Linked DNA regions of Homo sapiens: region 1 is linked to region 2. Evidence: chromatin loops called from intact Hi-C (ENCODE). Cell type or tissue: CD14-positive monocyte. All regions are shown on one strand. Links, peaks and the distances in the headings refer to the core of each region. The heading gives the core; the rest is flanking DNA. Region 1 holds the start of LOC102724938 (a long non-coding RNA gene). Region 2 has its middle 18 kb from the start of MIR6085.

The links. A loop is a pair of places that touch in the nucleus more often than their neighbours do. Peaks named below come from ENCODE experiments on the same cell type or tissue, not always from the same donor. Only the 100,000 strongest peaks of a DNase experiment are listed, where the experiment ranks them.
Region 1: it touches region 2 in a loop (4-fold over the local background); 3 of 110 quality-filtered maps call a loop at or near these places.

What each region holds. Positions count from the first base shown.
Region 1 is chr15:62,259,281-62,271,635 of GRCh38, reverse strand. LOC102724938 (a long non-coding RNA gene) reads right to left here and starts at 4,675. Exons shown (of 3, transcript XR_932342.2): 1 at 4,571-4,675; 2 at 3,301-3,496; 3 at 2,560-2,641. RefSeq lists an enhancer at 8,231-9,430. In CD14-positive monocyte, for the core only: no CTCF peak of the experiment used is centred there; no DNase peak of the experiment used is centred there.
Region 2 is chr15:62,319,287-62,331,641 of GRCh38, reverse strand. No RefSeq gene overlaps it. Among named protein-coding and RNA genes, the nearest start is that of MIR6085, 18 kb to the left of the region's middle. In CD14-positive monocyte, for the core only: no CTCF peak of the experiment used is centred there; no DNase peak of the experiment used is centred there; H3K27me3 peaks cover 592 bases.

The sequences.
Region 1 (12,355 bases), core at 2,779-10,778, 61 kb after region 2:
CAGATAACATGCAATACCCAGTGACATAACACAATTCTTGGTTTTCACAATTGCTGCAAGTCATAGTCTAGTATCTAGTGAGAAATTCAGTTTCATTTGCAAGGTTTGGAGAGGCCAGGTGATTCTAGTCAAATAGGATTTAGTGATTAACCCCTTGAGAGTAGGAGTTGTTTATGTCCTTTTTCTCTCCCCCATCACTTAGCATTTAGCCTTACTTTAGAAGGGCCTTGTAATTTTTTTTTAAACTGGTAAAGAGCTTTGAGTGCTTATTAAATTGAAAAATGTGTGTTTTTAAAGATATTAGACATGTTTCTTGTTAAAAAAAACTTAACAATAATGTAGGAGAATAAAATAATCTTTTTCCAAAAAAGAGAAATCATTGTGATTATTTTATCTTATTGGAATGTTGGATAATATAGTCTTCTGCCTTAATCATCGAGCATGCTATGGGTTTTCCATTTTTATAGGATTTGTACCTCAATTGAGGTAATACTGGTAATTCTTGTGCTCCATTCGAAGATGAATAATAAAGGCCAAAATCAAAGACCTGGCATAGAAGCTGTATAATGAAGACAGCTCTGAAAGAACACATATACACACACATAGACACACACATATATATAAAGTACACGCAGATTTTTTTTTTAAGTTTTAAAGTTTTTAAAGTGAAAGCCAGCCCTGCCCCTTTCCTGGAGTGGGCGGGGAGAGCGGTTGCCTGTGCAGCTTTCCTTGTGAAACCACAGGTCCCTCTGGCCACGCTGCCACCTGGCCATGCCTCCTTTCCCTTTTTTTTTTCCCTTTCCCTCCTTTCTCGTCGACCAATGGGTTTGGAGCATTGAAGCCATGCCCTTATCCTGCATTCTAGTGCGGCCCTGGTTATGCCTCCTCTGGCTCAGTTGCACAACTGGTGGTAGCTGGCTAGAAGTGTTTAGCAGTGGTTGCCAGGATTACACTGATGTGGTCCCAACCCCACCTCCCTCCCTGCCCTGTGGTGTCGGAAGAAACTAACACAGGGAATTGGACACAGCCAAGAAAAAAACGGTAAAATGAAGCCAACTGGTCAAGGCCAAGAAAAAAAGGTAAAATGCACGGGGTTGTGGCTACCTGACCCAGCCCTAAGCCCCCTTCAACAGCAGGACCACTGCTAGAGTCCGTGCCACTCCTGAGGCATACCAGGCTGGGCCTCTGGGCTTCCCCAACCAAAGTCTTGTCAGCCAGCCCCGCCCCCTCAGCAGCCCAGTCCCCACCCTCACTGGTCACCCCTGGGTGACTTTGGGCCAATGACTCCCAGGGCTCTCCACTCCAGATTTGGTCCTCACCTCCTGCCACCCCAAGCCAGACCTCCCTAGGCTTTTTGAGCTCATGTCTCCAAGCACCCCCTCTACCATTCAGAGCGATGTGGCCCCCCCAACAGGGAGGAGTTGTTGGGAGAAAAGCTGAGGGTTGGGAGAGAAGCTGAGGCAGGGCTTGCACGTCTGACATCATGCAAAAGAGTCTTGGAACATGTCTGGGGTCCAGAGTATAAAACCCCTCATGACCTTTGGAACACCAATCTCCATGCTGAAGGGTGGAAGTCTGCCCTGCCACACCACAATCTAAGACCAGGGCATAAAACCCCTCATGGCTTGGATGGAATCCAGGGCTCAGGGCATAAAACCCCTCGTGGCCTCTGGAATGTGTCTAGACTTGCTGGCTTCTTGGTTCTAGCAATCCCAGGTTCATAAAACGATTGTATCTTAAACTAGAAGAACATGTTTCCCATTATCTCAAGTAGCATAACATGTTCCATATACTTCAAAGAAAATGCTAAACCGTCACAGCTGTAGCTCATTCACCTGATGCACTGCTTTCTCCCAACCCTCATATCCTCACTACCTGCTTCTTTGTTGGATTACCAATAAATGGCATAGGCTCCCAGAGCTCGGGGCCTTCACAGCCTCCATACTAGCGTTGGCCCCCTGGTCCCACTTTATGCCTTAACTTGTCTTTTCTCATTCCTTTGACTCTGCCGGACTTCGTAGCCCCCATGGCCTGGTGTTGGGTCTGATCACCCCAACAAGGAGTGGAATGTAGTGAGTCACAGTCCCCCTGAGAACTGTCATTATTGCCACAAGACTGGCCTTTGATCTTAGGACCCAGTCCCCTAAGTGTTCTCACCCCCTATCTGGTTCCTCTGGTTGCAGTACAAATTTCCAACTGGAAGGGGAATGGGAACTATGGAACCTGGGAGCAAGAGGTTTCAGGTTGCCTTACTCCCTTAATTTAGACACTGATAGTGTGAAAAGCCTACACTCCCCACTGCACCCCCACCCCTGCCCCAACCTGTGAGCAACCATTGACAGTTGTCAATGGGAGAATGGGATTGGTTGGTTTCCTTCCAGGCTTCTCTTCTTAAGAGAGACTTCAGCATTTTGTTTTCTGAGTTCTCTACCTCGTATTTGAGTTCTCCATGGTTCTGAGACCAGAGTGCCCTTCAGTCAGTGGTCTCTGGAGTGAGATCTGCTCATCTTCTGTGGAACAGATCTTGGGAAACTGAACTTGACAGCTTGAATCTTCCTCATCTCATGTCAACCTAGGGTACTTTGCGTGGCACAGGATAAATATGGGGCATCTTTCTGAAGCATCAGTTTCGCTTGATTCTCTTGAAAGAGAAAAAATAATATACTTAGGGGTGACAGTCACATAGATTTCTAAGAGTATACCAGACTTCTCTCTGAAATGAGGCTTGGGTTGTCCTCTTTCTGATAAATTCCCAGATTTAACAGAAAGGCTGCCTTCTGCCATGAAGATACATTGATGTAAAAGTTTAAGAGGTGCTGGTGCACTTCTTACTCTAACAGACGTGTGAGGATGTGTGACTCTAAACTGCACAGTGTACAGTTCCTGCCTATTTCATGTTTACTTTTCTACCTCTGCCTCTGGTTTTGGTCCCTGGCAGCTGCTGATTCATGGCAAAACCCCAGAGCTTGGATCAGAAGACTGAGTTTAAGTTTCATTATTGCCTTTTTTTTTGTAGCCATCATATCAATCCCTGTCTGTCACTAAGTGATTGTGACAACACCTTGTACAGTTGTTGGTGGCATTAAATCAGATGGTATATAAGAGTATTTTGTAAAAACTGTAACGTACGATGTGACTGTAGGGGCTTGCAGTTCTCATGAGTATTACTGCTCTTCTTTTCCAAAGTTGAGAGAATATCAGCAGAGGAACAGCCCTGATGTTTGGCAGGAATAAAGAGGAAGAAAACGAAAAAAAATGGCAGTAGCACTAAGACAACCACTTCTGGTGGTTGCCACTCACCTGGGGATGTGAGTCTTGGCTGACCAGGCTCCTGAGGGCAGGGGGCCCAAAGGGCAGTAGAGGGTAATTGTTAAGATTGTGGAAGAACTGTCGGGTACTGGTTAAGAATTCTGGGTTCGAATCCTACCTCTCCATCTGCTAGGGATATGATTTAGGGCAAATTGCTTGAGTTCTCTTTGGGCCTCCTTTTTCACATCTGTAAAACAGGGGTGGTATTGTTTTACATATATTTGTGAGGTTTAAATGAGATTTGTTATCGCTGTTGTTTTTGTGTTAATCCCTAGTAAGGGGCCTGCTGTAAACACCCAGGACACCCAGGAAATGGTAGTTGCTGTTTGATTTTCCTCATCCCCAGTCTCAAGGGGGAAACCAGGCCAATGAGAACAGTCATTTGCCCATCAGGCTGTCCCTTTAGGAGTTACTGAAAGGGCCCCAGCGTGTGGTGAGGAGAGCCCCAGGCACTAGGATTCGGAGATCTAACTTTTGAGTTCATCTTTGCCATCAGCTTGCTGAGTGACCACAGAAAAATCACTTCTTCCACTGGTCCTCAGTTTCCTCCTCTGTAAGATGATACTGGGTAAGATCAGTGTCTTTCGTTTTTTAGCTGGAGCCCCCTTTGTTCAAGTGAACCCTTACTCAGAAGTCTGGTTTTTAAAATAGAGGTGGAGGTCTTCTGGAGCTCTACCAGATTCATCGCCCACGTCCTGGGCCTGAGGAGAGGGGTCCAGTGAGTGTATTAAGAGCTGCACTGGTCAGGCGACCCCACTCTGTGTGACTGCATCGCTTAGGGGACTTTCCCATCTATTTGTTCCTGCCCCTGGCAAGGCAGCAGGTGGCCATTTGGTGGGAGGAGGTCAAAACCACAGGTCATGGTTTTGACCTCCTCCACTCTTCTTCAGCATTTCGTTTCCCTGAACCTATATCTTCCTCATTCCCTGACTTTCTTGCCTCTCTTTAAGCGACTCTTTCTCCCCCTGCCCTTGTTTTTCCCTTTTCGCCTCCTGTAGATTCAGGACTTTGTGAAGGTGCTGCGTTCCCCACATTGGACAAATGGAAGGTGAGAGAGTGCTGAGACTCCTCCCTGGCTTGCTCTCTCCAGCTGTGCATGCCCTTAGGCTTCTCTGGTTTTGGGGGATACTTTGCCTTTGGCTTATTATATTTTGCTGCCTTAACCTTCAGCCTGTTTTTGTCCGCTTCTTCACTTGCTTGATTGATTGGGTTTTTTTCCTTCCCCCACATCTTTTATCATTTTAGAGAAGGTGTGACATACCTTAAAGTTTAAAAACAATTTGAGAATAACTTTCAGAGCAGGCATGTGGGATTTGGGACTTTTTTTTCTTTTGAGATGGAGTCTTGCTCTGTCACCCAGGCTGGAATGCAGTGGCACAATGTCAGCTTGCTGCAATCTCTGCCTCCCGGGTTCAAGCCATTCTCTTGCCTCAGCCTCCTGAGTAGCTGGAATTACAGGTGCCCATCACCATGCCCAGCTAGTTTTTGTACTTTTAGTAGAGACAGGGTTTCACCATGTTGGCCAGGCTGGTCTCGAACCCCTAACCTCAAATGATCTGCCCTCCTTGGCCTCCCAAAGTGCTGGGATTACAGGCATGAGCCATCATGCCCGGCCTGAGATTTGGGCTTTTGAGTGCCCAGTGTGATACTCTCAGACTAGGAGGGATGGAGAAAAAAACCCAACCAACTTTTAGGTTTTGCCCTAAAGGCAATCATTAGACCACATAGAAGTTTGTGATTTTTTAAAATTAATTCACTTTGGTTTAAGAGTAGAGAACATAGGGTTAAGAGAAAATGAGTTCACATTACAGTTGGAAGGATTGAATCTATTTTTTTGGAGGAACTAACTGTGAAAAATATGAGGTTAACCAAACAGATAAGTGACCGAAACATTCTGCCCCTAATCTCTTTAAAATCAAACGGACACTTAGCCATATTCATTGGGCTCTTGATAGCAAAGACACTTTGCTAAATAAACAATGGAGAGAATAGATGAACAAGCTAGGCTGCACACTGAGTGAGGCAGACTCCTCTGAAGGAGGAAAGAGAGAATTTTGGAAAATTCCAAATGCTCAGCTGAAGGGTAGGTTGGTTCCGAATGGACTCGAGGCCGGAGGAAGTGGCATTTGAGGCTGGCTTGAAGATTTAAGGTGGGTAAACATTCATCCATAAGGGGAGTGGGGGAGGCAGGGGGAGTGGTGAGGTCATGGTCATCATTATGAATTCACAGAGCACCTTTCAGGAGCACAGGGAGTCTGGTGGGGGCAGGGCATGGGGGTACACGGGGCTAGGAGATGACTTCCTCTGGTTGTGATTTGGCATTTCCTTCATATCTAACTTACCTGGGGGGCTCCTGACAAGCCAGAGGAGCAGGGCACAAATGGCACCAGATCCTGTTGAAGATGGGCATGGGGAGGGGGACTAAGACAGAGCACCCTTGGCTGCTGTTAGAGAGTTGTTCAGTCATCACACCTGTTACCCCCGCAGTCGGTCAGGTCTGTCCAGGTGCTGTAACTCACCTTGCCAGCTCAGAGGAGATACTGAGTGGTACTGTGGGGAGCACAGGCCTAAGGGCATCCTGCAGCCGTGTATTTGGCTTTTTCTCTGCCAGTGGTCCAGTGGATTAGGGGGTCTGAAGCCTGTTTTCTAATGCTCTGAGATTGTGTGCCCAGCCCAGGTCTCTGTTCTGGAAACAAAGGCCCAGATCCACATATTTCCTTCTTGCTGTTTAGTTTTAGTGTTTGTTTTTGAGGCAAGAGTCTGGCTCTTTCTCCTGGAGTGCAGTGGCGGCATATCGGCTCACTGCAACCTCTGCCTCCTGGGTACAAGTGATTGTCATGCCTCAGGCCTTCCGAGTAGCTAGGATTACAGGCACCCACCACCGTGCCCGGCTAATTTTTTTGTATTTTTAATAGAGACGGGGTTTTGCTGTGTTGCCCAGGCTGGTCTGGAACTCCTGGCCCCAAGTAATCCACCAGCCTCGGCCTCCCAAAGTGCTGGGATTACATGCATGAGCCACTGCGCCTGGCTCCTTGCTGCTTTTATACCTTCTCCATATCCATAACTGTTTCCCATGTAAGTTTTTTTTAAAAATTTCTCATTTTTATTACCATGTAAATTTTCTTTCTTTCTTTTTTTTTTTTTGAGATGGAGTCTCGCTCTGTCGCCCAGGCTGGAGTGCAGTGGTGTGATCTTGGCTCACTGCAACCTCTGCCTCCCAGGTTCAGGCCATTCTCCAGCCTCAGCCTCCCAAGTAGCTGGGACTACAGGCACCTGCCACCACACCCGGCTAATTTTTTGTATTTTTAGTGGTGACGGGGTTTCACTGTGTTAGCCAGGATGGTCTCGATCTCCTGACCTCGTGATCAGCCTGCCTCGGCCTCCCAAAGTGCTGGGATTACAGGCGTGAGCCACCGTGCCTGGCCAACCATGTAAGTTTTCTACTCCAGGAGTGTAGGTCTGTGATTGCAGTATCCTGAGTAGAGCTGATAACATTTCCAGAAGTAGGGAATAATGGAGAGAGAAAAAAATCTTAATGGGATGGGACCATTTGAGGAGAGTAGGCTTTATTTTTTTTAAACTCCATTCTTAGCTACAAGACTTAAAATTATCTTCAGTTCTTCCAGCCTCTACAGCACTTGCTCTAAGGAGGGAAGCAGATTTGGGTTTTCAGAGGCCAGGACCAAAGGGTCCAGTGAGCAGGCAGTCCTTTCCCTGGAGCGAGGTGTAGCCACTTCCTCCAAACCCAGCTTCCCTGTCCAGGCCCTGGCTCCCTGGTGGTTTTCTCTTGTCAAGCTTAGCTGGTCAGCCAGCTTTTTCCACTGTCTGCCCACCTGGCCTGTTGGATATTAGAAGATCTCTAGAGCCAGATGCTTGGGCCAAGAGTAAGGCCAGAGCCTGGAGACAGGCTGGGTGGGGCTCTGGTCAAGCAAGTAGGTCCAGTTCAGGGCAAGGGAGAGGCTCCAAATGACTCCAAGTCCTGAATCCTAGGATGGTCCCCAACTGCTGTTCTCAGGAAAGAGGCCCCACAATTTCTAAGTTGCCAAGAGCCATAGGGCAGATGTCTTATGTCTGTTTTTTTGGGTTGTTTCTTGGTTGGGTAGATGTTTCTGGATGTAAAAGGACAGGGTGGGGGTGGTGACTGTGGTTTATTGTCTTTTTACCTACAGAGAGCGGGGAGAGGCTTCCAGTTGGGCAACTTTTTTTCCCTGAAAAGGCCTGAATCAGAAACACAGTTAATAGGCCAGGTGCAGTGGCTTACACCTATAATCCCAACACTTTGGGAGACCAAGGTGGGAGGATCACTTGAGCCCAGGAGTTTGAGACCAGCCTGGGCAACATGGTGAGAACTTAGAGAGACGGGGTCTCGCTATCTCACAGGTAGCTTGTTCTCTAGGACCAAGTGGCCTTCCTGGGAACTGGACTGGGGGAAGGCTGAGACTGGACTTTTCCTTGAGGTCTGGGGAGATGCAAGATTGTTGGAATGAGCTTGGGAGCTTGGCTCACCCCACCCTGGGTGATTGTTACCAGAAATTGAATGACCCTCTTATATGTTTCTTCCCACACAGAAACATGATGCTGACAATGGCCCTAATCTTACAGGTGAAACCAAGTGAGTGTCTCCTATTGGGGCAGCAGCCTCTAGGCCAAGGGAGTCAGGAAGGCCACTGCCCATGACCTTCTTTCCCATCAAGCCACTTGCACCCGTGACCCATGTCTCCACCCCTAGGACTTTCTCATTGACCAAGAGCCTGCAGTAACTCTACCAACAGCTCAATGGTGTTGCCTCTGAGGTACCTCAGAAATTGAAGCCCAGAGTGGGGTGCAGGGGCAAGGAAAGTATGATAGAAAGAAACTGAGGCAGGGTTTTGCAAGAGAGGACAGATCCTGGGAGCAGCTGATTTGCTGCTGGGCAATGTTGAGGAAGTCGCCTTTTCCCTTAGCCTTCTCCCTTGAAGCTGTTCACGTGAAGGAGTTGGACCACATGACTGGTTGCATCATTTTTTGCTGCAGAAGCACCAGATGAGAGCTGCTCTGAAGGGAGGGATGGTGGGGAGATAAGAACTGTGAGAGAATTTGGTACAAAAGAGTTATGGAATGAAGGGTTCAAGATAGGCAGAAAAGAAAATATTGCCAGTTGCTGGGGAAGAAAGGAGGTCATAGGGCTTAGACACTGAGGGGCAGAACATTTCCATGCGCACTCTCATCTTTTGTAGTCAGCAACAGGTATCCACTGGGAGGGCCCTGCATCATCGTGTTAAGAATAAAAAGTTCCTCTTCAAAGTTTCCCTTTTTAAAAACAGTAAGTGTTAAGAAGAACAACAGTTCCTTTTAAAAACTTCTTTCAAGTTTTCTTTTCTTTTTATGCTACAAACTAATAAATCTTTTAGTTTACTAATGACTCTTTGTTATGCCCTGGGTAGCTGTTAAATATAGTAGAGAAATAAGTGTATTCTATGTTTCTATGTCCTTATATTTTAAACAAAGCCTAAGTTGTTTATTCTAGTTTCTAGTCTGCCTAGATATGCTTGGACATGCCCAGGCATGTCCCAGCTTGTAGCCTATGCCTTTTCCTTATTTGGAAATGTTATTATTATCCCAGTTTCCTGTACGTAACCCCCTCCCTTTCTTTGTTCTCCATTGTGCCGTTACCTATTTAGGAAAGTTTTAAGATTTTAGCCAGTCAGAATCAGTTTAGATTGTGAGTTCCAGCTCCAGCCAATGGAGATAGGACACAGCAGTACGGTCCTGATGCATCAGGGATAAAAACTCCTGCTTTCCTTTGTTTGGTGTGCTTTCAAGGCAATCTGGCTTGCAAACAGGATCCTTCTGCAGAAGTAAAATTGCCTTGCTGAGAAATCTTTTGTTTGTGTTTTCGTGTTCCTTACGACTCTGAATTTTCATTTCTAACAATCTGCTACCCTGAAGAATCTGGACGTAAGAGGGCCTGGGCCCTCTGGGCCAGCCCTCAAACCTCCTCCCACAGTGGGGGTTGGATGACCCTCTGCCCGCTAAGACATCCCAACAGCTCCCAGCCCTAATGATTACCCTTTCTGACTCTCCCCACAGTCCTCCTCCAGCTCCTCCTCTCTGCGTGCATTTCAGAGCTGTTATCAAGAGGTAACTGTACCCTGGACTCCAGCTATCTAACAAACAATCAACTCAATAGAATAACTGAGAAATAGTTAAGAGTCCAGTAGGGTCTCCTGGTTCCACTCTGCCAATCTGGGCTCCAGTTTCCCCTTGGGGCCCTGAAGAAAGGGGCTAGGAGCACCCAGTGCCAAGGGCAAATGGGGAGCTGGGGGGCCCAGGTCTCAGCTGGAGGGACCCCAGATCATGGAGCATGCATCATGGCTCTTCTGTTGCTGCCCTCTTTGCCTACTGTCTCTTCTCCAGACATGCCTGCTCCAGTCACTGCCAGACATGCCTTGGGATTGTTGCCTCTTGGGGAAGTGCTAGTCTGACTGGTTGTCAGGAACTCCATATTTCTGCCCTGACTCAGTCCCTAATTTGCTCTTTGATTCTGGACAAGCCACCTCTCCTCCTTGGGCTTGCGTTTCTCAAGGAGGTGGAGAGTATCAAAAGTCTCTGCTAGCTCTGAGAGTCCAAGATTTAAAGGTCTACTAGAATGTAAACCTCAGGGCCAAGGGATCCTGTCTGAATCTATAGGATTCTTTTCCATCCTATATCCCTGCTATGAAGAATTGTACCTGGCCCGTATGTGCTTAGCCAATGTTGAATGAATGCACTTTCTAAATCACAAGCTGGCAGAATGGTGGGCTTTTCTCAGACTCCATCTATAGACGTCACTGGTAGAAGGTCGTGACTACAAGTTGTCCAGGTTCTTGGAATTTTGAACAAAGAATTGGACAAAACGCCTAGCAAATCAAAGAAAGAATGAAGCAACAAAAGAACCAAAGCAGGAATTTATTGAAAACAAAAGTACACTCCACAGTGTGGGAGTGGGCCTGAGCAGCAGCTCAGGGGCCTGGATACAGAATCTTCCTGGTCCAAATACCCACCAGAATTTTCCCATCGGCCACTTCATGCTCACCTCATGTAACTGAAATGGTAGCCGCAATCAGTCTGATTGGTTGCAGAAAGCAGCCAACCAGAGGCTGAAGTGAAGTTACAAAAGTCACACTCCTGTGCAAACAATCTGATGAGTTGCAAAAAGCAACCAATCAGAGGCTAGGATGAAGTTACAAAGTTATACTTCTTTGCAAATGAAGACTTGACCAGCAATCAGTCTTACTTGTTGCAGACAGCCAATTTCCCATCTGCCTCACAGAAAAGGTCAGAGGTAGTAGCCTCTGGTTCTTTGTTACTTAGACATGGAAAGTTAGGGTTTTCTTTTCATTTTGGTTCTAGGAAGTCAGAGCGAAAGAGCCTTAGGTTCCCTGCCTCCAGACCCTATTTTCCTGCCTCATAGAGGTTTATGTCACTGTCCTTTTGAGAGAATCCAGATTCAGACTTTCAGTTCTGTGGCTGTGGGCCAAAACCAACAAAGACCCAAATCCTCTGTCCTTGGGAGCTTGAGGAGAGTTTACCAGTTCATGATCCTAGTGGGTCTGAGAACTTTGCCTTTAAAATCCACTCCTGGCCCCTGCCTACTGCTTCATGGCCTGGGGAATAGAGTGGAGGGGGCCACCCTTGGTCACCTTCCTTTGACTCTCCCAAGGAAACAGCACAACCAAGAAATTGTGGATCAACTAGAATCACACTAGTAATGTAATTTCTTTGCTCACAGCATGACTGCTGGGTTTGGGGGGCACTCAGATGTAGAGGTGCTAGTCTCGTCTTGCTGACCCCCAGCCTGGGAAGAAGGCTCACCCCCCAGGTTCCACCTCATCCCCACAGGGTCCCTGATAACCTGGTCCCATGGGTGGGCCTGTCCTGGGGCATTGGTGGAATTCTGGGGGCATGTCTTTGCTGTGCCATCTCTGCCTCCCCCTAGTAAGAGCTCTGTCTTCCTCTTCCTATAGGAAAAGCAAGAAAGCCAGCAAAACCAGGGAACCCTAAAGAGGCAGTTAGAGGTGAGTGGAGGGTGTGAAGTTCCCTCCTGTCCTCTGGAGAATGTTGCTTTCCTTCTCTTTCAGCACTTGCTTGGCTTTTCTCCCAAAGGTTCAAATTCAGAGAACCAACAAACTGATGTCTGAGAAAGGAAAATTAAATACTGAACTGTATCATATGCAACGTGCTGCCAGGCACTTTGAAGGTGGGAATCTGGGCACCCTGTCATCCTTCAACCTGGTGCTTTGATAGGCCTTTGGACCCCATCTCAACCTCTCTCATTTCAGGAGAGTCCATGGATCTGGCCAGCGGCCTGCAGTATTCCCAGCAGTGTGTGGGAGAGTTGTAATGGACTCTTTGCTGTCTCCATGCAGCAGAAGAACATGGACAGTGTGAGTCCTACCGCCTGCCCCATCCCTTGGCAGCCCAGCTTCCCAGGTGGAGGAGTGAGGGACCTTTAGGTCCCTTCTGCAGGATGGAGTGTCCTGCCCAGAAAGCAGCATGGGCCATTTCTCATTGTTTTTGTGTGTGGTTGTTAGAGGCAGCCTGCGGCTGAGTTGGCTGCTGTGGATGAGTTGGGGAGTGCTGTGGGGAGCAAGCAGAGCTTGGACGTGGAGCACTGGATGCAGAGCTTAGAGGCCAAGTGCCTACCCTGCCTTCACTTGGCTGTGGCCTTAGCCAAATCCTAGGTGTGGGATATGGTACTTGCACTGTGAAAGTACAGAAGAGTATCTTTAGTATGTTACCATTTGTGGAGAGAGAAGGACCGTGTGTGTGTGTGTGTGTGTGTGTGTGTGTGTGTGTGTTGTGTGTAAGTACTATGACAATATACATAAAACATGCTTGAAAGTGGTCTCAGAGCCAGACTGGGTCTGGCTGCGTTTTCTTGAGGCTCAAAAATGAGAAGCAAACTAGGAAAGAAGGGGATTTATTGCTGTAACTGGATACAGAGAGAAGGCTGGAGATAACTCCACCAGACCAACTCGAAATGTTACAGTATTCTTAGTGTTTATATAGGTTGGGGTTATGTGTC
Region 2 (12,355 bases), core at 1,785-9,784:
TGACCCTGCCAACTCCCCCTCTGCGAGAAACACCCAAGAATGATCAATAAAAAATAAAAAATAAAAATAAAAATAAAAAAAGAATCATTTCAACATTCACCTCAGTCAGAATGGAGTTGTTTTCTTCTCTACTTTACAGACTGGTATATGAAAAAAACAAAGAGGGAGAAACATAACAAAATATTGTGTATGGTAATATTCAATTTTATGACAGAAAAAAACTGGAAGGATACATTAAACAACAAAATGCTAATAGCAATTCATGCTAATAGCAAATCTTTCTTTCTTTCTTTTTCTTTCTTTCTTTTTTTTTTTTTTTTGACATGGCTTCTCACTCTGTTGCCCAGGCTGGAGTGCAATGGCACGATCTCAGCTCACTGCAACCTCTGCCTCCCGGGTTCAAGCGATTCTCCTGCCTCAGCCTCCTGAGTAGCTGGGATTATAGGCACACACCACCACGCTCGGCTAATTTTTATATTTTTAGTAGAGACAGGATTTCACCATGTTGGTCAGGCTGGTTTTGAACTCCTGACCTCGTGATCCACCCGCCTTGGCCTCCCAAAGTTCTGGGATTATAGGTGTGAGCCAACACACCTGGCCACTAATAGCAATTATTTCTGAATGTTGAACTTAGGAATAATTTAAAATTTCCTACATTTTCTAAAATTTCTACCAAATATATGTAGTTATCAAATTACAACATAAATGCTATGACAATTTTTTTTTTTTTTTTTTGAGATGGAGTCTTGCTGTGGCTCAGGCTGGAGTGCAGTGGTGCGATCTTGGCTCACTGTAACCTCCACCACCCAGGTTCAAGCAATTGTCCTGCCTCAGCCTCCCAAGTAGCTGGGACTACAGGTGCTTGCCAACGTGCCCAGCTAATTTTTTGTATTTTTAGTAGAGACAGGGTTTCACCATGTTGGCCAGGATGGTCTCAATCTCTTGACATTGTGATCCACCCGCCTTGGCCTCCCAAAGTGCTGGGATTACAGGCGTGAGCCCGGCCGACAATGTTTCAAAAAGGAAAAGAAAAGTGGTGGAGGAGCAGAGTCCCATGGGCTAGGGACAGGGACACTGGCAAGCCGGGTTTCTGAGCCCAAGGTGTCTGCACAGGCGTAGGGTAAACTTGCACAGACTTTCAATATATATTTGTTGGTTGAGTTATTTAAATTTATAAGGAAAAGTTCTGGTGAATCAAAATGAGGAAACATTTGAGGTGCACATAAGGAAGCCATCCTTGAGTTTTGTGTTTTTCATACTAAGTATCTAAAAGGTCTGTGCATCTAGTCTTAGATAGAATACCACTCCGAGGTGTTTATCCAAAGAGAGAGAGAACATTTTTAGGTATAAGTCCTGCAACGAGAAGGCTAATAAAATACAGTATAAGTTAAGTATTTGTATCCTGGTAGGGGCCTCTTTTTTCTGAAACAAAAGAAAGCAAATCAATGCAAAGCTTACTCATAGTGATGTTCCTACAACGCATTCTCATCTTCATTCCTCCAAAGAGAACATTTCCACAGTTTGGTTCTCTCTCCATTACATTTTGCAGGCCTTTGATGTCCTGAAATCCATCCTTCAGGAATAGTCAACTAATTAATCTTCTCCCAGAAGCAGATGCTTTGGAAAAAATGGTAATTAGGTGAGCAAAAAAGCTTTCATCTCAAAATTTACTAATGAGTAGTAATGTTCAGCTTACCTTAAAGACCTGAGACAGGCCCCAGAAGGCCCCAGAGTTCTGTCCACTCAGTCATCTGTGGCCTGGTTTTGAAAAGCTCTTTTTCTTTTTCACCTAACTTTCTCATATAGCATCATGCTTTGGTTAGCACTGGACTTTTGAAGTGACCTTTGTTTTGATTTGTGATTTGTAACCCTAATTGTAACAATCAAGCCAGGCCAGGCCACACTGCCAGATAAGATAATCACATCTTCTACCCTGTCTAATTGGGGTGGCACCTGCTACCCAGTCAGGTGGCCACAGGAGGAGACTCTCAAGGCCCAAAGATGGGGAGGGTTGGGTGGGGTTTCACAAGGGTACGTAGAAAATGAGGTAAACCTCACTATGCAGGAATTCCCCTTTGAGTATCCCAAACATTTCCAAAATTAATCAATTATTTTTTGAATAGATTGTATATGCATGAAGCACAGAATTTGAAAGATACAGGGCGGGCACGGTGGCTCATGCCTGTAATCCCAGCACTTTGGGAAGCCAAGGCAGGTGGATCACTTGAGGTCAGGTGTTCGAGACCAGCCTGGCCAACATGGTGAAACCCCGTCTCTACTAAAAATACAAGAACTAGCCAGGCATGGTGGCGTGCACCTGCAATCCCAGCTACTCAGAAGGCTGAGGCAGGAGAATCGCTTGAACCCGGGAGGCAGAGGTTGCAGTGAGCTGAGATCGCACCACTGCACTCCAGCCTGGACAACAGAGCAAGACTCCTTCTCCAGAAAAAAAAAAAAAAAGAATTCAAAAGATATAAAAGGGTATATGCAGTGGCACTAAGTGTATTTCATGCAGGCACATTGCATATGGCTGGACAGGTAATATACTGCACAATTCCAGGGAGCCCCAGACCCATAGTCCAGAATTTTTACACTCTTGTTTTTTTTCAAGATAACTCCTTTTTTCTTATTGTATAAATAATACATATTCTTGGGGGAAAGGTGGAAAGTAGTGAAAAGTTCAAAGTACATAAAAATAATCTGTAGGCCGGGCAAGGTGGCTCACGCCTGTAATCCCAGCACTTTGGGAAGCTGAGGTGGGCAGATCACCTGAGGTCAGGAGTTCGAGACCAACCTCAACATGGAGAAACCCCGTCTCTACTAAAAATACAAAATTAGCCAGGCGTGGGGGTGCATGCTTGTAATCCCAGCTACTCGGGAGGCTAAGGCAGGAGAATTGCTTGAACCTGGGAGGTGGAGGTTGCGGTGAGCCAAGACCGCACCATTACACCCCAGCCTGGGCAACAAGAGTGAAACTCCATCTCAAAAAATAATAATAATAATAATAATAATAATCTATAATCACACTCAACTGGCAATAGCATCTGCCTACATATGGATCTGGTTCCTTTCAGTTCTTTTAGAAACATATATTTGCTAAGAGTATTAAATAAAACAATTTCATTGGTTAATATCTGCTAGAGTCTTCAGCTCCCTCCCAAAGCCCAACTATAACCAGGACCTACAGAAAGCATTGTTTTATGCAAATAAAACATATTCAGGCTGTGTGCAGTCGCTCATGCCTATAATCCCAGCACTTTGGGAGACCGAGGCAGGCAGATCACTTGAGTTCAGGAGTCTGAGACTAGCCTGGGCAACATGGAGAAAACTGTCTCTACAAAAAGTACAAAAATCAGCTGGGTGTAGTGGTGTGCACTTGAAGTCCCAGCTACTCGGGAGGCTGAGGCAGAAGAATCACTTTGATCTGGGAGGTGGAGGTTGCAGTGAGCCAAGATCACGCCATGCACTGCAGCCTGGGTGACAGAGCAAGGCAATGTCTTAAAAAAAAAAAAATTCTGGAGTGTTGGGGGGAAGGGAGATGAAGGTAGAGCTTAGATATGATCAGCAAACTTCAGGCCTCAAGACTTTCTGGCAACTTGTAGATAAAATTATCCCCTTACCCTTCTGCCGTTTTAAAAAGGAGTGGGTACCAAATGCCACAGGCTCATGAAGAGATTTTCATTTCTTTACATTGAGATTTAAAAAAAAAAGCACAATGCAATATTTTTCAAAGAGTCAAATTCATTCATTCTTATAAAAAGGGTTCCCTTCAATAATATCCTACTTTTTTGATGTTAAAATAGGCTTTTCTTTTAGAAACAATGAAAGTTTCAAAACAATTTTCTCAACAATCGCACACACACAAAAGTTGGCAACCCTCTATCACTGCCCTAAATTATTTTTGTAATTTTAATGACTTGTGAAATCTGAAAGTCTCAGAATCATTGAACTCCATATGAACCTCTTACTGGATGAAGACCTCCACAGGGAAAGCTCTGTTATTTATTAATTTGCCTGGCTCACCCAAGGCCCTAAATATACGTTCGTCAAACCACTGGACGAGGAGCTGGTGGGAGTGGGGCTTTGGAAGAGGGTGGTTGGGCTAAAGCGCCCTGGTACACTGGAACTGGAAAAGACATTCACATTTGCTACATGAGCATGATTGCCTAATCCCAGGTAGGTGCTTTAGATTCTCTATATCTTTGAATTGCTTGTGAGGACAGTGTAAGTATCAGTATTCTCATTTTACCACAGATGAAATGAAGACTCTTAGAGATGAAATTGCCTGAAACTACATGGCTGGCAAAGTGCAGACTTTAGATTACAACCCAGGGTAGTTGGACACTGGAGATGTGACGTCTCCCACCATGCCACGGCCAGATCACAGACCACTAGTTAAGGACCCCTGATCTGGGTAAGTTGGGAATGTATATACCTCCCTTCCCCCTAAAAGCGGGCGAAATGTTAAAAGGGAAGAGGCAGGCACTTTCTTAATTCTCAGCACCACTTTGGTGGATGACTCTGAATCCCTTAGACCTGGATCATAATGGCTCCATTTAAAAAATCAAATTGAGGAAAAATAACAAAGAGGTAATCCAATTCTATGCAAATGTAGCAGATAAATTATGTCTGTCCACACTCAGGTTCCCTTGCTGTAGTTTTCCCCTCTCAGATTTACTGGCTTGCACCCAAACCAGCCTCAATTTGATTTACCAGAAGCCCTCAAGGCTGAGTAATTCATATTTATTCACAATTGTATGCACAAAGCACTCAGAATGCAGTTTCCTGTTAGCTCTGGGCTTCTCAAACTTTAAGGTCCGGTAAAAATGCAGATTCCAATTCAGTAGGTCTGGGGTGGGGCATGAGAGTCTGCATTTCTAACATGCTCCTAATAGATGCTGATGCTGCTGGTCTTTGGATGGCTTATTGAGTACTGAGAGCTTAGGTCATATTAATTTGCCTAACTAGGTACTTTCTGAGCTGGGACCCACGATAAAATCTTCTCTCAGGGAAGATTGTCTTTCAGGCACTTCATCGTAGCATGATTCCATCCTGATCTCTGGGAAATGAGAGTTTGTGTGTGCTATGAACAGAGCTTAGAGCCTCAGCAAACAGTTGTGCAATGTATTTGTTTTGTGTAAGGAGACCTTCCTGGGTTATGAAGTCACATCAACAGTCACTTGTCAACTTAATTCTATATAAAAGATGGCTCTTCGTGGAACCTCCACTTTCACATTTGCCTCAAATACATACTTTCATTGTGAATTATCCACATAATTAAGAATGTGCAAATTAGGCCTATCAATCTATGTATAACAGTAGATTGTAGTGTAGATACTTTTATAATCTTATATTTGCCTTAGGCCTATTTCTTTATTTAAGGTTACATAATTATATCCTGAAAAGAGCCATAGTGGTCGTCTAGTATTATTTTACAGAGGAAGAACTGTGGTCTACAGAGGCTGATTAAGTTGTCCAAGGAGACCCAGCATTAAGGCTGCTGGAACCCAGAACTTCTCAGTCCAAGGGCTCTGGGACTGGCATGCAGACTGGGTGCCCTGTACCAATTGGTAGAGGCAATCCAAGGCACGTGAGTTCTCCAACCGTCTGCATCCTTAAATATTCCCGCTGAGGAGGCTTTGACATTCCCGCCTACACCTTCTTTGTGTATCTTTAGGAATCCACAGACTACAAGGGATGGCAAGAAGGCCGTGTTTTGTGGTGATGTCAGCAGCTGCCATCGTCGCTGAGGTCTCAGTGGTGGGAAGTTAGAAGAGAGGATAGCACAGGAACCCACCCTGTTGCCTAGGGAAGTATAATAGAAAGCATACTCAAGCCTGGCTTGCTAGCCGCCCCCACGTTTAACCTTGTGAATGTCACAGCCTGAGGGATCAGCCTACGAGCCTCCCCTCCTTATGAATGAGTACTTTCCTGGGGCTGGCAGGGCAGCTCCCTCCAAAACACAAGTGGGTTCCATGGTGAGCACCACTTGTCTGGATATATGGCAATGACTTTTCAAAATTTAAAAAAGAAAGAAAATTTAAGAAAGAAAATTGTCTAAGACAGAAGCAACTTTTGAAAGATTTTTAACCCTTAGGCTCTTTTTATCAGTTACACATACATATATTAATACCTGCTTATGCAAGATAATACTCTCTCCCTTTTTTTCTTCTTTCCTTCCCTCCCTCCTCCTCCTTCCTCTCTCTCTCTTTCTCTCTCTCTAATTTGGAATTCCCTGAAAATACAGGTGTGCTGGGAAGGAAACTTAACCTATGCAACATGTGTGGAGCTACAATTTTTAGAGAATTAGAGTTTAACAAAACATACTAAAAAGTGTTTCTCAAAGCCTGTTATATGCAACAGAGATTCCATAGGATGTGCTGGTAAAACCAACCAACCAAAAGAAGAGGTTCTGCCTTTATTTAATTGAACAAATATCCTTTATGTTGCAAGTGGTATCTATCTCTTATAAATTTCCAGTGCCCATTAGCAAATTAAAATATTGGAGAAGTACTTTAGTAATGAAACATTTACATTTTGTTTCAATGTAAAGTGTGGTATGAAAACTTATTCAACTGAATGTTTGAATTGTTTTTGTTGGTCTGTGACAAGTACTGAAATGAACTAGGTAAGCATTTAGAAAGTTTAGAGAAATTAGAATAATTTAATGCTTGTTGACACTACTAATTTAAAAAGCTGGGGTAGTATTTCTTTTTGTTTTTTAACATTTCATTTATTCAAAAATTAGTTTTATTGTATTTTGCAAAAAAATTGGTCTGAGACAAATTGAAAATTAAAACAAAAAACTGGTCCTTTACCACAGGGAGTTCGAAAAGCACTGGTTTAAACCATTTTTCCGAGACTTACTAGATCAAAGAAACCGTACTAAAGTACTCTGTTAATAGCCTAAGGAACTTGAGTTTTGTAGACTATATTTTGGGAAATGTTATGCAAAAAATTTAACCAGACGCAATTCAATCGTTCTTTAATAATTTCAAAAGCAGCTCAGGAATTTGAGGGCTTCAGGCTCATCATTTAGAGCCACAAGTTTCACTGTGCTGCAACTGAGTTGTAGTCTTAGTTACTGAGCACGTGTACAGCACAGTCGACCAGGCTGCAGTGTTTGCCATGTGAAGAGCCCAGGGGTGAATATTAATAGCCCTGAGAACCTGAGCAAGGAGTGAAATTTGCAAAAAGCAAAAACATTTTTAAAAAGGGAGTGACATGAGATGATGTACTTAGCACTAATTAAAATTTCATGCCTGGCCAAATCAAGTACACATATTTTAGAGAAATTTAAGTCTATAAATTATGAAAATTTTATTTCATGTTCTCATTCCTTCAAAACTGAGTTGAAAGAATTTTCTTTTTAAAAAAAGTCCTTATTTCCCCCAAATTACCTTAGTTCAGTGCTAATTTAGTGTCTTCATTATTAATTCAAATTTGCAAAGTTAAAAGAAACCAGTTTCTCTCTCGATTGTACGAGGAAAAAGAAATGAGTTTATTCTGGCTGTGCGTGGTGGCTCACGCCTGTAATCCCGGCACTTTGGCTGGCTGAGGAGGGCGGATCACCTGAGGTCAGGAGTTCGAGACCAACCTGGCCAACACGGTGAAACACTGATTCTACTAAAATACAGAAATTAGCTGGGCGTGGTGGCAGGTGCCTGTAATCCCAGCTACTTGGGAGACCGAGGCAGAAGAAGTGCTTGAACTTGGGAGGCGGAGGTTGCAGTGAGCCGAGATGGTGCCACTGCACTCCAGCCCGGGCGACAGAGCTAGACTGTGTCTCAAAAAAGAAAAAAAAAGAAAAAGAAATGACTTTATTTTAAAATTTACATATATGATTGCTTTTTAAATATCTTTCTGCCAATATACTGGTCCTTTGTGGGTCCTTAGCTTCTGTTCCTTCCCTTCTGTTCCCTGAGGTGTATTTTAGGAAGCTGGAAATTTCATTTCCCATACACTCTTGTCAGATGGCTTTCTGTTAGGTTCCTCCCTGGGAAGCCCTGACAGGAGACTGGGAGTCAGGCAGAGGAGAGCTTGCTTCAGGCTTCTGAGGCGCTGGGACAGGGGGATGGGGATTCCTCAGGTCCGCGCGCTGGTGCTCAGGGCTTGCAGCATTTGGCAGTTTCAGCATTAGTCTGTGGCTGCTCCCTGGTGCGCCCAAGACAGTGCAGGACAACCCAGCAGCAGAGTACAGAGGATACGCCTGGTAACCCTTTCCCCTCCTTTTATTCCACAGCCCCAGGAGAGATAGTATTTCCTCACATTCCTAATATGTGGGTTATCTCATCTTCCCCTTTTGTTCTTTCAGCCTTTTCAACACTGTAGTAATGAGTTGCCTGTAGTAGATCCTCTCTGAGATATCTAGCAAGGTACCCATCAGTAAGCCATTCAGAAGAAAAACTTATATTGGTACCCTGTTTAAATATGGAGATATACATATTTGGGTTATATGTACATATGTGTTACATTTCATATCCAAAAAGACTGCAATTGAAAATATATTTTAAAGTCCACTGACAAGACCTTGTTTTGCCAAAATTCATGCAAAGATATAATTGATCACTTAGTAATGAAATAAACAAATTAGAAGTTAAGGTAGCTGGATGGTGGTAGGTGAATGGGAGTGAGAACCTGTATCTGATGAAGTGTATAGTAATAGAACCTGGCTTTAAAAATGTATTATTTGGCTGGGTACAGTGGCTTATGCCTGTAATCCCAGCACTTTGGGAGGCCAAGGTGGGAGGATTGCTCAATCCCAAGAGTTCGAGACCAGCCTGGGCAACATGACGAATCCTTGTCTCTAGCAAAAAAAAATCACAAAAATTAGCCAAGCGTGGTGGTGTACACATGTGGTCCCAGCTACTGGTGGGGGCGTGTTGGGGGGGTGAGGCCAGCGGTTGAGGTGGAGGATTACTTGAGCCCTGGAGGCAGAGATTGCAGTGAGATGAGATCGTGCCACTGCACCCCAGCCAGGGTGACAGGGAGAGAGAAAGACCTTGTCTTAAAAAAAAAAAATTTAATGTATTTCCTGAATAGTGTGAATAGGAGTTTTCCAAAATGCTTTTGTAGAACTCTGGTCTTTACTTAGGGAAGAAAGAGGGATTCTGTGTTCATGTAAGTCTGGGATTTAGAGTGTATTTTACTATTTCTCTTGGCAAGTCACAAAGCTATTAGCATATAAGTGGCTCTGAGAGCTTGCAGTAAAGGTACCTGCTTAATTTTGTTTAAATAAAACTTTCCAAAATTTAGTTGATCATGGGATTTTTTTTTCCTGTTTATCAATAGTAAATTGCCATATTTTAGAACTTATTATTGACCAGGCATTTTGCAAGAATTATTTTCTTTAATCCACTGCTTAACATACACACATGCACACATAATTTTATCACTATCCCTAAATAGCTATTGCTGTTTTTTGGATTAAAGGAATTGTAACAATGAATACACATTTCACTCTATGCCATATTTGGCTTGGTTTTTTAATTTCATAAACATTTCCTTATGCAATATAAGTTGCATAAATAGTGAGTATGTGGCTTCTTTAGCCAATGCTGGCAGCACAATATTATTGACAGCATCTCCCCTAGAAACTGCTTTTCCTCACAAAATGTCCAGGGATTAAAACACAGAAAGATGTAGGAGTAGGGATTTTTTTTTTTTGAGATGGAGTTGCTCTGTCACCCAGGCTGGAGGGCAGTGGTGCCATCTCGGCTCACTGCAACCTCTTCCCGAATTCAAGGGATTCTTGTGCCTCAGACTCCCAAGTAGCTGGGATTACAGGCATGCACCACCATGCCCAGCTAATTTTTGTATTTTTAGTGGAGACGGAGTTTCGCCATGTTGGCCAGGCTAATCTCAAACTTCTGACCTCAAGTGATCCACCTGCCTTGGCCTCCCAAATTGCTGGGATTACAGGCATGAGTCACCGCACCTGGTTGGATTAAGGAATTCTTTTTTTTTTTTTTTTTGAGACAGTCTCGCTCTGTCGCCCAGGCTGGAGTGCAGTGGCACCATCTCGGCTCACTGCAACCTCCACCTCTAGGGTTTAAGCGATTCTTCTGCCTCAGCCTCCCGAGTAGCTGAGATTACAGGTGCATGCCACCACGCCTGGCTAATTTTTTTTTTTTTTTTTTTTTGAGATGGAGTCTTGCTCTGTCGCCCAGGCTAGAGTGCAGTGGTATGATCTCAGCTCACTGCAACCTCCACCTCTAGGGTTTAAGCGATTCTTCTGCCTCAGCCTCCCGAGTAGCTGGGACTACCAGTGCGCCACCACCACACCCGGCTAATTTTTGTATTTTTAGTAGAGACTGGGTTTCAACATATTGGCCAGGCTGGTCTCGAACTCCTGATCTTGTGATGCTCTCACCTCTCCCTCCCAAAGTGCTGGGATTACAGGCGTGAGCCACAGCGCCCAGCCTAATTTTTGTATTTTTAGTAGAGATGGGTTTCACCATGTTGGTCAGGCCAGTCTCGAACTCCTGACCTCATGATCCACCCGCCTCGGCCTCTCAAAGTGCTGGGATTACAGGCGTGAGCCACTGTGCCCAGCCAAGGAATTCTTTAATGCTTTCCACGTTTATATTTAAATGCAACACTCACCTTAACCTGCTAAGTAAAAATAACCAAAGTCCACAAGGAAATTTTAAAAAGCATAGCATATGTCTTTATGCTTTAAGCTGCAGGATAATAACTGGAGTAATATTAAGTTGGTGCAAAATTGAAAGTAATTGCAAAAACCGCAATTACTTTTGCATCAACATGATGCAATGTTCTGTGTGCCAAATGGCCTCCTGAATATGGAGGGGAACCCGAGCCAGCCTCCATGCACATCCCAGGAACCCTTTATATTTCTAGTGAACGGTATAGAACCATGGCTCACAGAAAAGTTTGCTTGCTTGCTTTTTTTCTTTTTAATGCTAAAGTTAAATCAGCTGTAAAAGAAAGAGGATCTTTTAAAAAATTTCTGTTTGTTCATGTGTAAACAGGCTTAGCTTACCCTGTGGCTCCAGAGATGCAAACATAACTTGGAATTTGAGTCTGGATGATTCTTAATAGGAGCCATGATTTGGATTTGGCTGAAAATTCCCAATCTGTTTTTCCAGCACAGGCTGATGACGGCTGCTGGCCAGCACTCTGGCTGGCCTGGCAGAGCCTGCTTTGCCCTCTCCTGTTTCCCTTCCTTTCAATGGGCCTTTGAAATGCCCAGCTAACAGCTGCTGGAGGTGGGAGAGAAAGGCCTGGCAGAAAACAGGTGGCTTCACCTGTGTCACAGTTGTGCCAGCTCCAACAACTGGCCATCCAGCTGGGAGAAGGACAGTGGGGTCAGAAATGCAAAAACAGGAAGGAGGGGGAAAGGGAAGCAAAAATGACGGGGAGTTGGCGGCAGAGGAAAGGCTGAAGGTGAGGAGAGCCTGGATTTTTTGACATCATTTAGCACCAGTGAATTAAGAGAACTCATAGAGATGTTAAGGTGGATGATACGTCTCTGTCTAAAATATGGTCACTTAGTTTTCTTAGGTTCTCTGATCCTGCGATTCCAAACAGAGTTTGAAACCTGATAAACTTTAACCAAGTCGACCAGACTTAGACCACATACACTTTCCAGGTTTGGAGGTGAATTCTGTCTCAGTCGTCCTGGCAGGAGGGCTGAACAACTCAGGGAGCTTTGGTTTTAGGCATCCATGCCAAAGGCCTTGAGGGGAAAGCCAGAGAGCGAATCAAGAGGCACGAACAGCATCATAACTAAGAGACGGCAGGCTGGCCAGGCACAGGCTCGTCAGGGTCCTGGCTGGTTCAACTGAACCCCAAGCATCTGCACCTGCTCCATCACCTTGAATTCTCGCACCATCTATCCTTTCCAGGTAAAGCCCCTGATGGACAGGTGGGACACCTCTGGGGATCCACGTGATGATGTGCCCCTCCCCAGCCTTGGTGTGCTTTTACTACTGGTATGTGTAACTCTTCTTTGGAGGACTGCTTTGAGTTGCTGGGGTCATTTGATCACATGGATATGGAGAGTCAGAAATGCCTGGGACATTCCATCCCTGCAGCCCTCAGCCAACGACTGAGTGGTGTCTGGGTCTGGATCCTGGTTCCCTTGCCTAAGCTCTGGACAGACTCTGAGGCATAACTCATCCTCTAGAGCTCCTCTGCAAAAACAGATTGAAGCTGCCTCTGTAGGATTTGGCTGAGATCGAACCTTTCCCTGTCCTGCTTTCCAGTTCCCTTTCCCGTTTCCCCTGGAAGCACTTCTTTAATAAATCATTTGCTCCTGAATTCTCCTCTCAGCATCTGCTTCTGGGGAACCCAACTTAAGACAGGCAGTTTTTAAAATCCAGGTATCCCTGAG